Linked DNA regions of Mus musculus: all the other regions are linked to region 1. The links are chromatin loops, found by intact Hi-C in ENCODE. Cell type or tissue: left cerebral cortex. All regions are shown on one strand.

The links. Peaks named below come from ENCODE experiments on the same cell type or tissue, not always from the same donor. Only the 100,000 strongest peaks of a DNase experiment are listed, where the experiment ranks them.
Region 2: it touches region 1 in a loop (2.6-fold over the local background); 3 of 42 quality-filtered maps call a loop at or near these places.
Region 3: it touches region 1 in a loop (2.0-fold over the local background); 17 of 42 quality-filtered maps call a loop at or near these places.

Annotation. Positions count from the first base shown.
Region 1 is chr4:99,953,538-99,958,537 of GRCm38, forward strand. All of the region lies in intron 1 of Pgm1 (phosphoglucomutase 1), which reads left to right. Among named protein-coding and RNA genes, the nearest start is that of BC062258, 26 kb to the left of the region's middle. In left cerebral cortex, no CTCF peak of the experiment used is centred here; a DNase peak (open chromatin) is centred at 2,075.
Region 2 is chr4:100,025,789-100,030,788 of GRCm38, forward strand. No RefSeq gene overlaps it. Among named protein-coding and RNA genes, the nearest start is that of Gm35701, 67 kb to the right of the region's middle. In left cerebral cortex, a CTCF peak has its summit at 3,038 (motif pointing right); a DNase peak (open chromatin) is centred at 3,044.
Region 3 is chr4:100,404,909-100,409,908 of GRCm38, forward strand. Ror1 (receptor tyrosine kinase-like orphan receptor 1) reads left to right here. Exons shown (of 9, transcript NM_013845.5): 5 at 2,905-3,032; 6 at 4,806-5,000. Among named protein-coding and RNA genes, the nearest start is that of Gm35760, 14 kb to the left of the region's middle. In left cerebral cortex, a CTCF peak has its summit at 2,829 (motif pointing left); DNase peaks (open chromatin) are centred at 2,528 and 2,820.

The DNA.
Region 1 (5,000 bases):
ATGGGCTGTTTTCACATCTGCAGATTTTCTTTCTCTTTGCTTTCAGTTGGCAAGGCCAGCAGTATACAGTTACAGTTCTCTCTCAGAGGTGTATCAACTCCAGCCCCGTGTCATAAGGGATCTTGATCACCTGTCTCTTCCACAAACTATCACACTGGTCTACTATATGGACGACATGGTGCCGATTGCACCATGTGAGCAGGAGGTAGCAACCACTTTGGATTTGTTGATAAAACGTATATGTACATCAGAGGATGGGAAATAAATCCAACCAAAATTCAAGGGCCTTCTACCTCAGTGGAATTCCCAAGCATCAAGTGGTGTGGGGCATGGAGAGATTGACCTTCTAAGGTGGAGGGTAAGTTACTACACTTGCCCACTCCTACCACCCGGGAGAAACCTGTTTGAATTTTGGAGACAGCACATTCCACACTTGGGTGTGCTACTCAGGCCCATACACCAAGTGACTCAGAAAGCTGCTAGCTTTGTGTTGGGGCTGGAACAGGAGACAGCTCTTCAGCAGGTCCAGGCTGCTGTGCAGGCTGCTCTCCACTTGGACCATATGATCCAGCGATCCAATGGGACTTGAGCTGTGGGTAGTTGGTCAGTGTGGCCATGTCTGCTCTATGAAGGACACCAGGCTCCCATGCCAGTTGAGTGCTTTTCAGCCATGTGCCCATTAACTCTGCTGATCCTGTGCTAGGCAGCTGCTCCTCCCCCATCACAGGACTATTCCTGCCTCTGAGAGGCTAGCTAGCTGCTTACAGAGCTTGTCTTCTGTCACACCCAAATTGGCACCCTGGTAGATAAATAATTTTGGTTTTCAAAGGTGGTGATTCACAGCTCCCTTCAAAACCTTACTCTCCACTTCCTATCAGACTCCCCAGACCTGTGGTTTGACCAGTCCTGGTTTACTTTTTAAACTTTGATGATACGGCTTCTTAATTGGTAATTTCTGCTGACCTAGACAAGAAACTCACAGGATGAATTTTAAATTGATTATTAGGAAAACCTCAGGGGACAGAGGATATTAGATATTAAATTTGTTGAGATAAACTGTTTTAAAACATTTTAGGTTCTTCAAATGTAAAAGACAATTTGCTTCATTAAAATGTTTCCTTGAGAAGGCTGGAGAAATTCTTGGCAGTTAAGAGAGGGTACTGTTCTTCCAGAGGTTGGTTCTCAGCACTCAGACCCAGCTACTTCACAGCTGTCTGTAACTACAGATCTAGGGCATCCACTGTCCTCTTCTGGCTCCATAGGTACACATGGCATATAGCAGCCAGACATACACATATACACATAAATGAAAATAAAAATGTTTAAAGTGTTTTCTTGAGAGTAAAGTCTGTTTAAACAGACAGTGTCATATGCCTGTATGTCAGCAGAGGCTAGCAGGATTTCACGTTCCAATGCCATGTGAGCTACATGATCAAGGCCAGTCTGGGTTATATAGTAGGACCCTATCCAAAATAATTAATCATATTATCCTATTATTTGTCTAATTATTAGCAACTGATCCAGGTTTATATACATAGGAAAATATATCTATCAACTCCTCATTGTTCTGTATTTCTCAAAAATGTGGTGAATCCCTAGAGTCATTTTTCTATAAATTTAAGAGGAGAGCCTAAATGTTGGTGGATACTCTCACTAAGCCATTGTTACCCCCAGTGCTGGAGATGCCCCTGGGCATTGCCCATGCTGACAAGAGCATTCTCCCTAAGCTGTACTCCAGCCCCATTTGGTTAAATTCTTGGTGGCCAATGAGCAGATCGGTTGGTTCCGCTAGCTGATCATTTCTCTTCTACCTGGGATGGCGTGTGGGAAGGACATAATTCTGTGGGTCTCAGAATGGCATCGAAGCAGGGAGACCAGAGGTAACTGAGATCCCGCTCCCATTTTAAGCTTGACCTTTTATTTGCTCAGTGGCTCTAAACAACTTTAGCTGCAGATGGCCCAGAGGCTCCAGTTCAAGAGGCAGCAGGGAAAGTGAGAGCCATACCCGGTATCTTGTCCTAGCCTGCTTTAGGGACTGCAGTTGTTCCATCTTAGCCTTGGCTTCCAGAGCAGAGGCTGGCAGCTCTCTGGTGTCTGAAACCAAAGTCTGTTGTAGGCAGCGCTCCGGGGCACTCTGCCCTAACGGGAAACGAGGCAAAAATAATTGAAGGGTGTTCAGCTTCATTGTGTGGGCAGAAGGATCTTCATCCGAACGACTTTGAAGATCTGCTTCGTGTGGGGGGGGTATGGGTGGGTGTGTGACCCGTAACTTTGTCTCAGGAGACAATCACCATAGGGAATTAATGAGACTTCCTAACCGACAGTGATGGTCCAAAGGAAAATTCTGTGTTGTTTACTCAAAGGACACTGTGGCAGCTTCAGGTCCGATAGACCATTTGGGGGACCCTCAGCTACTTCCTGGACACCCTCACAGAGCCAAGTATTGGATATGAAAGATGAGTGACTTTGAAGAATGGATTTCTGGGACATACAGGAAAACAGAAGAGGGTCCACTCCCACTGCTGACTTTTGCCACAGCTCCTTACCATGACCAGAAGCCAGGAACAAGTGGATTACGGAAGAACACCTATTACTTTGAGGAAAAGCCTTGCTATCTGGAGAATTTCATCCAGAGCATATTCTTTTCCATAGACCTCAAAGATCGCCAGGGATCATCACTGGTGGTCGGTGGAGATGGGCGGTATTTTAATAAATCAGCAATAGAGACAATAGTGCAGATGGCAGCTGCCAATGGGGTTGGTATACAACAAGTATTACTACATCTCTGGCCCTTCCAAGCAATTTTTTAATTCTGCAGAAATACTGAGATGCATCGAGGTGTGGATAGGATCTACACCTCAACTCTAACACCCGCTTAATGTCATTGTGATTTCAGATATCGAATGTTGTGAGAATAGTTCAGAGTTATAGCAGGGACGCAGGGACCTGGGAGTGGAGTTCAGGTTTGCATGTGTCTTGCTCGGTTTCTGTAGTTTGGAAAGTACCTGTTGCTTTGTAGACACATACAGAATGCTCCTGGCCTTAAGCTTTTGCGACTGCTTGCTAGCTAGCTAGCTTCTAGAATTACGCCTGTGCTATGGAGAGCTGTCATGAGTCGGGGCAAGGGGAGGATTTGCAGTGTGTTCAGTGGCTTCCTTGTTGACGTTCAGTCATTTGTCCAACAGGAAAGAAAACAAAGGCAGGGCATGCTGTTTGTAGATCTTGGAAGTCATGTAAAACAGTACCAGGGGTGGGGGCTGGGGGACAGTTGGATGTTAGATGTGAGTCTTTGGGGGAAGACTGTTACAGAGGGATCTGCTTGTAATGACCTGGGGCACAAAGCAGCCCTTTATTAGGGTGAATTTGTGCAGCAGGGTAGAGATAATGGGTCTAAGATGGCAGTAGTGTTAGTAGGCTCTGCCAAAGGGCTGCATTTTGGACACACGTTTGCCAGATTAAGCAAAGTAGAGGGCAAATGGCAAAAGCACTAATCTTGATAGTAGGAGAGCTCTATAGCACACTCCTATAGGAAGGTGTATGTCAGGGCATTGCCGGGTTTGTTCTGCAGATAACACTGGTGGCCCAAAGCTGCTGCCGAGCCCCCCTCCCCCGTGTGTGTGTGTGTGTGTGTGTGTGTGTGTGTGTGTGTGTGTTTAAAATAATAGTTAAGCTAAAATTTGGAGCACACATTCTATTACTATCTAGAAAGTTTTAAAGTTGTACTTTTTTTTTTTTTTTTTTTAAAGAAATCCTGGCCTGGAGACCATGATATTTAGCACTGCAAACAAATGTGTTGGGCATTCATTTTGAGTCTGTTTGAATGTGCCAAGCAGGTTTTTGGAGAAGCCAACCATAACAAAAGGCATGCCAACAGAGTAAACTTAAGAGGCACTGCATACTGTTGTCTGTGGTCTGGGATTTCAGAATCTGAATGCTTGTCATGTAAAAATTGCTGATAGAGAACTTAAATATGAAATTATTATGAAGCATACACATTTTTAAGATAAAATGTGACGTGCCGTAAATTTCATCTTTGAGGAGCGCCGTTGCTCAGGGAATGGTGTTAAAGATGCTTTAATCTTCTGAGAGGATAAATGGGACATTATTTCTCCATAGACCTAGGCTGTTGAGTGGATCTGGTACACTGTCCCCTTTGCTCTGATAGATTCGGCTTCATTAACGTTTTTTTGTGTGGAACTGAAGGATGTGGGCAAGGTGGATGGAATGAGCGATTCAGGCAAACCCTGCAGACTTTCTCTGATTGACTGTTTGAAGGTTTGCTAAATAATACATTTCAGAGATAATAATTGATTAAATATGGTAACTGCCTATTTGTTAAGGCTGTGGCAGCTTAAGCAATATTTTCAAGGACATTCCATATTAAAAAAATAGCATTGCATTGAAAGCCGTCCTGCTGGCTGGCTGAATCACTTTAAAGACGTTTAGTAGACGGATAACGTGCTCTAATCTGATAAAAATGCCGAGGTTCTAAAGACCTTGCTTAGTTTCTTCTTTTTCTAACATAGTCCACATTCAGACAGCTTTAACATCTCCGGCTGTGGTAGGATGCAGGAAATCTAAGGGAAGGATAGTTATACCGTGGATTTTAGCAAGAGGCAGTGCTGCTTACCATTGTCAGTGGCTACTTCCCCCGTTACTAGTTTATGGAGGACTTTTTGGCAAGGTAAGCTAAAGATAAGGTAGCCTGCCATCTTCCCCTTCTGTGTCCTGGTGCATCTGTATCTTCCTCTTCTTGATTTCCATCATCTGTGAAGTATGGAGTGTAATTAAGCTTCAATAGAAGTTCCTCTTTGTTCTCATTTGCATGGAGCTGTCTACTTTTAGTGGATATCTTAATGCACAAAATGAGTTTTTGGTTGGGCCTGTGCAGAATGCACTTTGTCCCCTGAGCTTTGAACTTGGAGAAAGCTCAGAGGTTAAATAAAAGGACTGTACTTGTAGCTAGCAGGGCAAAGAAAATGAGGGGGCATCATCATCAT
Region 2 (5,000 bases), 72 kb after region 1:
AATACTCATCAAGGGCCATAATATTTTCTTTTACAGTAACCCAGGAGATACTACCAAGTTGATCCAAATAAAAAGCAGTCCTTCCTTTCCAAACTAAGCAATTTGTTGTGTGATTCAACTGCTTACCAAATTAGAGTTGGATGTCAGAAGGAGTAAGGGGGTGATAAGATTAGAAAAGAATGAAGCAGTTGAAAAAAAGAAAGAAAGAAAGAAAGAAAGAAAGAAAGAAAGAAAGAAAGGAAGGAAGGAAGGAAGGAAGGAAGGAAGAAAGAAAGAAAGAAAGAAAGAAAGAAAGAAAGAAAGAAAGAGAGAAAGTATGAGAGAAAGAAAGAGAGAAAAGCAAAGGAAGAAAGGAAGGAAGGAAGGAATGAAGGAAGGAAGGAAGGAAGGAAAAAAGAAAGAAAGGAAGGAAGGAAGGAAGAAAGAAAGAAAGAAAGAAAGAAAGAAAGAAAGAAAGAAAGAAAGAAGGAAAGGAAAGAAAGTAAGGAAGGAAAGTAGATCTGTGGGCTCCACATGCCATGCTGATACAGTGTAGCATTGACCACATGGTTAGGAAACCTGGACTAGATTCTATCTTTAATTTCATCATTCACCAGCTGGTCTTGGACATTTGCTAAATTCTCAGCCTTAGTCTTCATATTTCTGCAGGGAACTGAATCCCTTCTGAAGGCTTTGTGTGTGAGAGAGTAGGTTGAAAGAATGGATGTAATGATGTCTCATGTTGTGGGCCAGTAGCAAAGCTGAGTACCTCCAAGCTCATTCTCCATCAAGGACTCCAGCCTGGGGACTCAGGATCCTCAGTATCTTGTATAATAAATAGCACAGATGAGACTCAAAGGAAACAATGCACAATTGAATAGAATAACTCACTCATTAACGTCTCCCTTTCTACCCAAGATATAGTGGCTTGCTTCCAGAGTTTTAAGCATTGAGAGTTTGTTTGAAAATTAACAACTAACTAACTAACTAACTAACTAACTAACTAAGAGTTAGTCTAGAGACAATTTTACTCATCTCACCTTCTTTCCAGCTATGGACAACTTTACTTAATGTTTTGAATCATATGAATACAATACTGTTTCTGTAGGTGGAAATGGTGACATATTAGTAGTTTCACAGGTTCCAACCATAGTCTAGTTGGCTTTATTTTCTTCACTGTGTTGATGAAACCGTGAGGTTTGAGATGGTAAGGCAGCCTGGATCTCAGAGACTTTTCACAGTGGGATGTACTCAGGAACCTCTCAGGGCATTGTTAAAATGCAGATTTGGACTTAGTGGATATGAGAAGAGGCAGATAATTGCTTTTTCTGGAGCCTCCAGGTAGCTCCTGATGGTCAGTGGACCAAGCACTCTGAGTGGCTGATTTAGGTTTGGTTGGCCCTGAAAGGGCTGCTAGAGTTGCCATACCAAACAAGAATTCTGTGCTTTATTAAAAAGGAGATTTTTGGCTGGACATGGTGGCTCACATTTATAATTCCCCCCAGAAGCTATTTGAGTCAAGGTGACAGAGTAAGAACCCACCTGAGAAGAACTCCACGAAACAAACCCCAAACAAACAAAAGGGCAAAACCAAGACAAAACAACCCAGACAATGAATATTGAAAATCAGTTTTCCTCTTGTCTGACTTTGGGGATGCCCACCATGCACTGAGCATGTGCAAGGCACCATCTATCAACCAGAAGACATCTCCAGCTTCATTTTCTTTGGTCCCTTCTCTTCTTTCTTCTGTCCCCTTCTTTCTTCTCCCCTCCCTCACTTTCTTCTCTCTCTCTCTCTCTCTCTCTCTCTCTCTCTCTCTCTCTCTCTCTCTCTCTCTCTCTCTTTCCTGGCATCTCCCTTTCTGTTGGCTGATATTACATTTATTATTATTATTATTATTATTATTATTATTATTATTATTATTATATAAAGTACAGAAATAGTCTCTGGTTTCATTAAGGTAACAGGTGAACTAACTAGAAGTCACAGATACCAGAAAATCTGGGAATACAGGTGAGACCTCAGATGGTTCCCCAAGGCTCTGAGAATGGAACCTTCTTGTTGTCTCCCAGCCTCCTGCCCTTGGCGCTGGGGATTGAACCAGGGGCAGCCCACATGCTAAGCAAGCACTCTTCCACTCAGCTACACCCCTAGTTCAGGTTGCTTCCCTTTTGTTGGAGACTTGTCTACTCCAGCCAAGCCCTCTCTCTGCCCAACCCCATAACTGCTGCTATAAAACCATTTAATGATTTCTCCATTTCCATAGGAGCCCAAGTCTACGGCAAGGGTTTCAGGTGACTGATCTTGGGTTTTATACATGGCCTGTAGCTTCCAGGAGGCCAGAAGAAGGAGGCAAACCCAGAGCAGGCATTCCCAGCAGAACATGCACGGCTGCTGGATTGCCACAGCTACGCGCAACTTAGTTTCCCTTCTTCAGCTTTCTAGAAGAAGAAGGAAAAGAAAAAAAAAGGAAAAAAAAAAAGAAAAAGAAAAAGAATTCAACCACCCTGCAATTACTGAGAACCTCAAAGAAAGAAATGAAAAGTATAGCCATTAGCTTGAAAGTCTAATGACCCCAATCTAAACAGTGCCAGGCATTTTATTCTGCTCACTTGTAGGAGAAAGGCATTGCTTTTATTTTAAAATCTGTTAGCAAGAACATTGAGTTATGTTCTACATCTCCTTCCCTTTAAAAAACAATTCTAAAGATGAAAAATGCAAACTATGTTTTTTTCTGCTAGCTTACTCATACCTGTAGCTGGTGACCATTAATTGAGCACCTGCTATAATTCAAGACCTGTGACCTACAACAGTAAACAAATATAAACAGGTGTGATTATGACTTAGTGACTATAAGAACTACAGAAGAGTTCATCTAAAGGGTTCTGAAACAGAAGAGAGCTTTTTACTTCAGGGAGCCAATTGTATCTGCCTCTGCTCGTCAAATTCTGACAAACAAAAACATTTTTTTTTAGCCCCCAAACTCTTGATGTTTTCAAAGCCAAAGACCCAACCTTAGCTTTAGAAAGCAGATCAGCTGCCATTGCTACCAGTAGAGGGCGGCAACATGACAGTTCAGAGTTGGTCCTTGTGGCTGAAAGCCTACAGGAAGTATGCTTAACTTCCCTTATTTATGCAGGAGCTGGAAAAATAAAGACAGCAGTAAAAATCTTTCCCCCTTTCTCTTGTAGAAACCTGCCTCAAGGCTTTATGGTCTGTTCGCAGGTTCTTATATCATATACTAAAAAGAAATCAGGTCCAATGTAAAACCTGTGAGATTTCAGCAAAACTAACAAGTGTTTGGGAATTAAAACAAAACTGAAAAAACACAAAAATGTTCACCGGTGTTAAGACATAATATGTCTTTGTGGAACAATTGATCTTCAGGATTTGTAAGGCAATTACTTGGTGGTATTCTAGAAAGCCAGGAGCCTCCAATGCAGCAACCCACCGGCTAGCAAAATAGAAATGGCAGGCTTTGAGCACGTGGTAATGAACAGCCCGATGCTTTGGTCCTGGGATGTGCTTTATAAGATGTGAAAAGCAAATGACCTCTACACAGTGAATCGAGGCTTTCGACTTATACAACCGTCTCCATACTCCAGAGAGCTCATGGACACTTTCACATATTAAGCTGGAAGATGACTTTTAGATTTGACAGAGATCGCTGGTGGCTTTTGAAAGGAAACTATGACAACCCTCAGGGGGAAACATAGATGGTGCATGTTCAGGAGTCTATAAGCAGGAGGAATAGTGCTCTGATATCTTTGGAGTAAGTTAGGTGGTGAAGTGCTGTGGTCTGAATGTTTTGTCCCATCAAGCTAATACGCTGAAATCCTAATCACCAAGGTTATGGTGGCATTTGAAAGTGGATCTTTGAAGAAGTAATCAGGCCATAGGCGTGACATTAGTGTCATAGACAAGAAGCCAGAGAGATACTTCTTAGCCCCTGTACGATGTGAGAACACAGAAAGAAGATATTGTCTGTGGGTCAGCGATCTCTGTCAAATCTAAAAGTCATCTTCCAGCTTAATATCCCCCAACAGCCAGCATGTGACCAATCTCTTCCCTCAGTCATCTTTGCCCAGGGTTTCCAGGTCCTTCTGACCCCTGAATCTCTGTTACTTCCGTGGAAGCATGCCTCCATAGTCTAGTCTCAGTCAACTGTTTGCTTGCTCGCCTGCTCAGAACGGAGTCTCGCTATATAGCCCAGGCTGTTACCAAATCTAGATTTCCCAGTTTCCAAATACACGTGAAACAAATTTCTGTTGTCTATAATCTACTCAGTTTATGTAGTTTTCTTATGGCAACCTGAATCTACTAAGACACAGAGAGTATAAACATCAGTTGCCTTAGAGAGATTCAGGATTGGTAAAGTTAAGGTGAGAAGCTTTTCATTCAAAAGGGCACATCAATGGAACGCCAGGAAAACACGGACCCCCATCTGTACCCCTTATATGTCTCGAGAGACTTGGGGGATTAACAGGAAAGATAGTTTGTCACAACTGTTCAACTCACGGAGGAGACCTGTATTTACAAAAAGAAGAGAGATAAATGCATGATTTTAGGCACAAGACATTCGATAGAAAGCAGGTGCAAAATACTAGGGGCATACGTCGAGTTCCCAGGTGGAGGACTTATGTCCGGTGGTGTGATGGAGAAAGCAAGAGCGAAGATAGCACAGACAAGCCAAAGATATACCAGAAGGAAGCTGAAAGGCCTCTGGATGGCCCGCCTTTCTCAGAACAAAAAGAGATAGGTTTGCTAACCTTGCCATGGAGATGGGGGTGGGGTGGGGCGTGGTATTCAGTGCATTGCTCATGCTCCATGGGCCAAACTTCAGTCACAGAAACATTCCTGGAGAGCATCATCAAGTTGTATGCAGTCCGCCTGCCTCCTTGGTGTTTAGCATGATGTCTAGGGTACAGTAGATGCCTGGCAAACTGTTGAGGAAATGCCTAGATGAAAATGGTCCCATTTTCCACTACCACTATTATCTTTACTGGTACCCTCCTCGAGG
Region 3 (5,000 bases), 450 kb after region 1:
GTTATATGTGTGGTGTACTTGGGTAGGCATGCTACCACATTTCTGTTGTTAGAGGACAACATTGTGATATCAGCTTTCTTCTTCTACTTACATGGTGGAGACAGGGAGTTTCCAAGGGTTGACAGAGCTCAGATGGTCCAGCCTGTAGGTAGCAGCTTTAGCAGTTGAGCCATCTCAAGTGTTTCTGCAGAAAGCCTAACATACAGCCAAGGCTGAAAGTTGCTCAGATGCAATGCATACTCACTTGCTTGTTTTGGGTTTGGGGTTTTTTTGTTTTGTTTTGTTTTTGTTTTTTCTTTCGTTAAGAAATCTCTGTCCCAGAGAGAGTGGTCAAAATTGCAGAAGTTCTGGGCATAATAATAAAAATAAAATCCAGTACACCTGCAACTGTGAACAGGTGATTGGAAATGGGCAGCCAACCAGTTGAATCTCACTTTAGTTTGAAAAAGAAGAAATATTTAGTACTTTTAGGAGTCTTGAACTTGAAAAGTGGTAAGAAGTTTAGCTTAAGCCTCACTCATAAACTATAGGAACTCCCAGTGGGTTAGAGATTTATATCTGGGGGTAGTTCCAAGATTTTGTCCTCCCAAGAGATATAAATGAAAACCTTAAGAGTTTAACATAGGGAGGGAAAACTTTTCTCACAAAGATGCTTTAAACATCCTGGCTCCACTAATGTGGGGGAACAGGAGAGCAAGGCCTGGGGTAGCAGGGACAGTGTGCGTCAGGGCAGACCCTGGTCTCTACTTCGGTTTCCAGAAAGCAACTTGAGGTCATCCAGAGCCTTCTTTTCCCTATAGGTTTATGGTATTCGTTACCCAATAAAAGTTGGGTTAATTTTACAACCCAGGTAAGATTTAAGCCAAAAAAGGGCTTCCATCATTACTGTAGGATTTCTGACAGTAAACACGTAGGGTGCGTGAGGGGCTGGGCAGCTCTGGAGTCACAGGTCTTCCTGTCAGGCAAACGGTACGCTCCTTTGTTATGGGTTTGAAGTTTCCAAGGCTTTGCTCTACAAACTATTTCAGGATGAACCTAAGACGTTCAGTTCATCTTCATCTTCAAGTCTAGGGACTTGGTGTAGGAAGCTGCAGAAAATGAGAATCCTGTCTCATGGCTTTTCACTCCTTTGGCGGCTACCCTCAGCCTGCTAGTCTCATAGGAATAGGAAACCTGTAGGTAGCAAAACCTAGCTACATAGCTCTGCTCATGGCCATAGTGAAAGAGAGAGAGTGGGGGGGGGGGGGAGGAAGAAAGAAGGAAGAAAGAGAGAGTGAAGGAAAAAAAGGAAGGAAGAGAGAGAGAAGGAAAGGAAGGAAGGAAGGAAGGAAGGAAGGAAGGAAGGAAGGAAGGAAGGAAGGAAGGAAGGAAGGAAGGAAGGAAGGAAGAGAGAGAAGGAAGGAAAGAGAAACAAACAGAAAAGAAAAATTAAGCACTTAGCAAATGTCTTCCTTTTGAATGAGTGTCCTCTAAGTTTGCCATAAATACATTAGTGACAGCTATGTGCTATCTCTGCAGTCTCAAGGGACTTCTCTAGCAGCCAGTCATGGTAGCTCCCAGCCACTTGAGAGACTGTGGTAGAACTAGTACACCTTCAAAGTGAGGTTGGACAACATATAAAGACCAGTCATAAACAAAATCAATGTGTCTGGGGTCATAGCTCAGTGGCAAGTACTCATTTGGCTTGTATGAGGCCCTAGTTCCATCTCCAGCACTGCTAAATTAACACACAAACAAATAATAAGCTTTTATATTATTTGATGGGGTCATATAGCTTATACCTATAGGGCAAAGAGGCCAGTTATAGCCTGTTTTAAAGGCAAAGGACCATGATGCACAGGTCTTGGCCAGCCTGCCTAGAGAGCACAAGAAGAATATTTTGGTACCCTGTCTTCTAACTTAGAAGTCAAGAAAGGCAAATGGGTGATACGTGGAGACGGGTGTTGACATCAGCCAGAGGGGAAGAACTGGGGTAAAGGTGAACTCACAGATGTAGCAGGCAGTCTTCAGGGGAGCCTACATCTGTTGTTCTACCCTCTGGCTCTGCCCTGTGTCTTGTGCATCCCCATTGAGGAGTGGGATGTCCGTCTTGGATCCTGGTCTCCTGTCCTATGACTTGTGGCACTACAGCTTTCTTGTCATTGCCTGGCGTCCCCTGTCTTCAAGATAAAATCACTTCCCTTGTTCACTTATTATTTTAATTTAAAAGTAGCAAAAATCTTATGGCCTTTTTTTTTTTTAAAGTTTTAACGGTCAGAGAGAGGTAAAGTGTCTGTTGATGCTTGCTTCGGAGTTCTTTGGAGTGGCTGGTCTCCAGTCTTTTGGTCTGTGGCTTGCTCTGGCTTCTTGAAGATAGACAGGACAAGTTGTACCCAGTGAGGAGCCAGGAAACCCTCCCATCCTCCCTCCTAGCCATACTAGCTTCCTACCCTGTGGATCTCCTAATTGACATGTCAGTTGGTGTGGATCTTGTGGCTAATGTGCGCACGCCTTTGTAGCAAATGGAGCAGAAATAATCTGCACTTAGAAAAACAAAACAAAACAAAACTGTAGCGCATGTGCCCAGATTTCCAGCTTGCTTCCTCTTCCCTCACAGGGCTACATCATCTTCCAGCACACCACCAGCTGCAAAAATAAAAGTTCTTTCCCATATTTAAGGATGATTTTTGCGCTTCAGGATGATTTTCTGGGGGTGTAGGAAACTTGACCAACGTGACCAACAGATGTTTTAAGGGATGTTTGAAAACTGAATTTATAAAAAAAAAAAAAAAAAGTCTGTAAATGTAGTCTTCATTATATGGTGCCCAACTGCGCCCCCTTGTGACCATTTAGAGCATTGCAAAGCCAGAGTGAGTAGTGTGTGAGGGTAGTTCTGTTCTAAGAATCATTGTGCTTTGTTTTTAGAGATGAGTATGAAGAAGATGGATTCTGTCAGCCGTACCGAGGCATTGCATGTGCACGATTTATTGGCAACCGCACTGTGTATATGGAGTCTTTGCATATGCAGGGGGAAATAGAAAATCAGATCACAGGTAGGTAACATCAAAGAAGTGATACTTAGCCTTCCTTAACTATTTTTTTTTCTTGCCAGGAGTTTTTCTGGGCTTCTTTCCTGACAGAGAATTAGGCTAAGCTTAGGGTTGGGAGTGGGACCATAAAGAGGCATAAGATGTGATCTCTGTGCTCTGGAATTTACATTAAAATAATTTATTAGAGGTTAGCCTTGGAGGAAAAGGAAGCTTCGAGAAGTCTCACATTCGTGCAAACACTCAATAAATATTCCTGAGTGCTTTCGGTACCCTGGGACCAGACTGGACACTCGGGACTATGAGGGCGTGAAGGAGCCAGGTGTGTCTCTACCCTCACAGAGCTTGCGTTTGGAGGCAGCATGGTGTAGACTAGAACAAACAAGGACTAGAACATTGATCCCAGAGCTGTTGTTACAGAGACAACATCAAGAGACTTGCTGTTCTCCATGAGCCCCAAAGTGAAACACTTCCTAACAAGACTGGGGGGAGGGGCAGGCCATCATGCACCACTTTGACTTGAAGATTTTAGGAGACATATGGACCAATCCAGGACAGAAATATGGGAGAGAGAAAGGGCCAGAAACTCTGTTCTCTGAGCAACTTGACAGAACTGAGAAGCAGCTGAGGGGAACTGTTGAACCAAAACATGGACAGGAAGTGGAGTGGCTTTTGCTGAAGCCCTCAGGGGTGGGGGGCTGCGGGGGTGGAGGTTGAAAACAAGAGTAGACACAGGCTGGACAGAGAGGGGCCACTGAGCCCAGGGTTTCTACCCAGTATAAGAGCGTTTGGACACACTTTAAAATAAGGATACACATTAAATAAATGGCATTCTGATATAAATATTTGGTAAACAATGTATAATAGCCCTCTCTTGCACATGTTCCATGGGTATCAGCTTGCTGGAAAGTATTATAGTTCCATTTTGTTTTTGGAAAACTCATTTCATTCTTTTTGACCCAACGTTTCCCAGACTTGTTAGCCTCTGTGGCCCTTCTCAGAAGCCCTTGATAAACTGTGGGATTAATGGTCCCAAGGAACTCAGTTTGTGAAACAATGTAACCAGCCTCTTGGGGGGCCTACAGGGCTGGTGCACTTCTGGGATAGATGCCCTGCAGTGTAAGATTTGGCTAACAGACCCTGAGATCCCACAACACATACTGGGACAATGCCCTGTGCAGTGTGAGGTTAGGCTAACAGACCCCAAGATATGGAGATGCACACTGGGACAACTGAACTGTGGTCTTCTGGTGTATCGCGTCATTTTCCAAAGATGGAATAGACAGTATTCAAGGCACGATGAAACGAAGCAAATGATACAAAGCCACCCAACAACTCTTGCCATCAGGCAACGCAGTGCTATGTTCCGCTCAACCCTGCCTGAAACAAGCTCTGACCTTGGGCTGTCAGATGTCTTAGAGCCTCAGAAAATTAATTAAAAAAAAAAGAAAAAGAAAAAAGTACAGGGTGAAACACTCTCTCTGTAGAGAGAAAAAAACAAAGAAAAATATATTGTACTTTAACCCAATTAATTCTTTTTATTAGGAAATGGTACATATGTAATTCAATCCTGTTTTTCTAACTTTGTAGTCAAAATGATTTTTTCAAGCCCGTGAAAGTGAGATGCTTAGACATCTGAAATGAATCTCCTTCCCTTGGCCTTGTGGGCTTCAGCCCAGCAGATTCCCTGCAGTGTATTTCTCCCTGGTATCTGTTGACTGGATCACGGCAGAGATAAACCCTGGCCCCTGGGAGTTAATAGCTCTGTTTGTTTTTCAGCTGCCTTCACCATGATTGGCACCTCCAGCCATTTATCTGATAAGTGCTCTCAGTTCGCCATCCCTTCCTTGTGCCACTACGCCTTCCCGTACTGTGACGAAACCTCATCTGTCCCAAAGCCCCGTGACTTGTGTCGTGATGAATGTGAAGTGCTGGAGAATGTCCTGTGTCAGACAGAGTACATTTTTGCCAGAT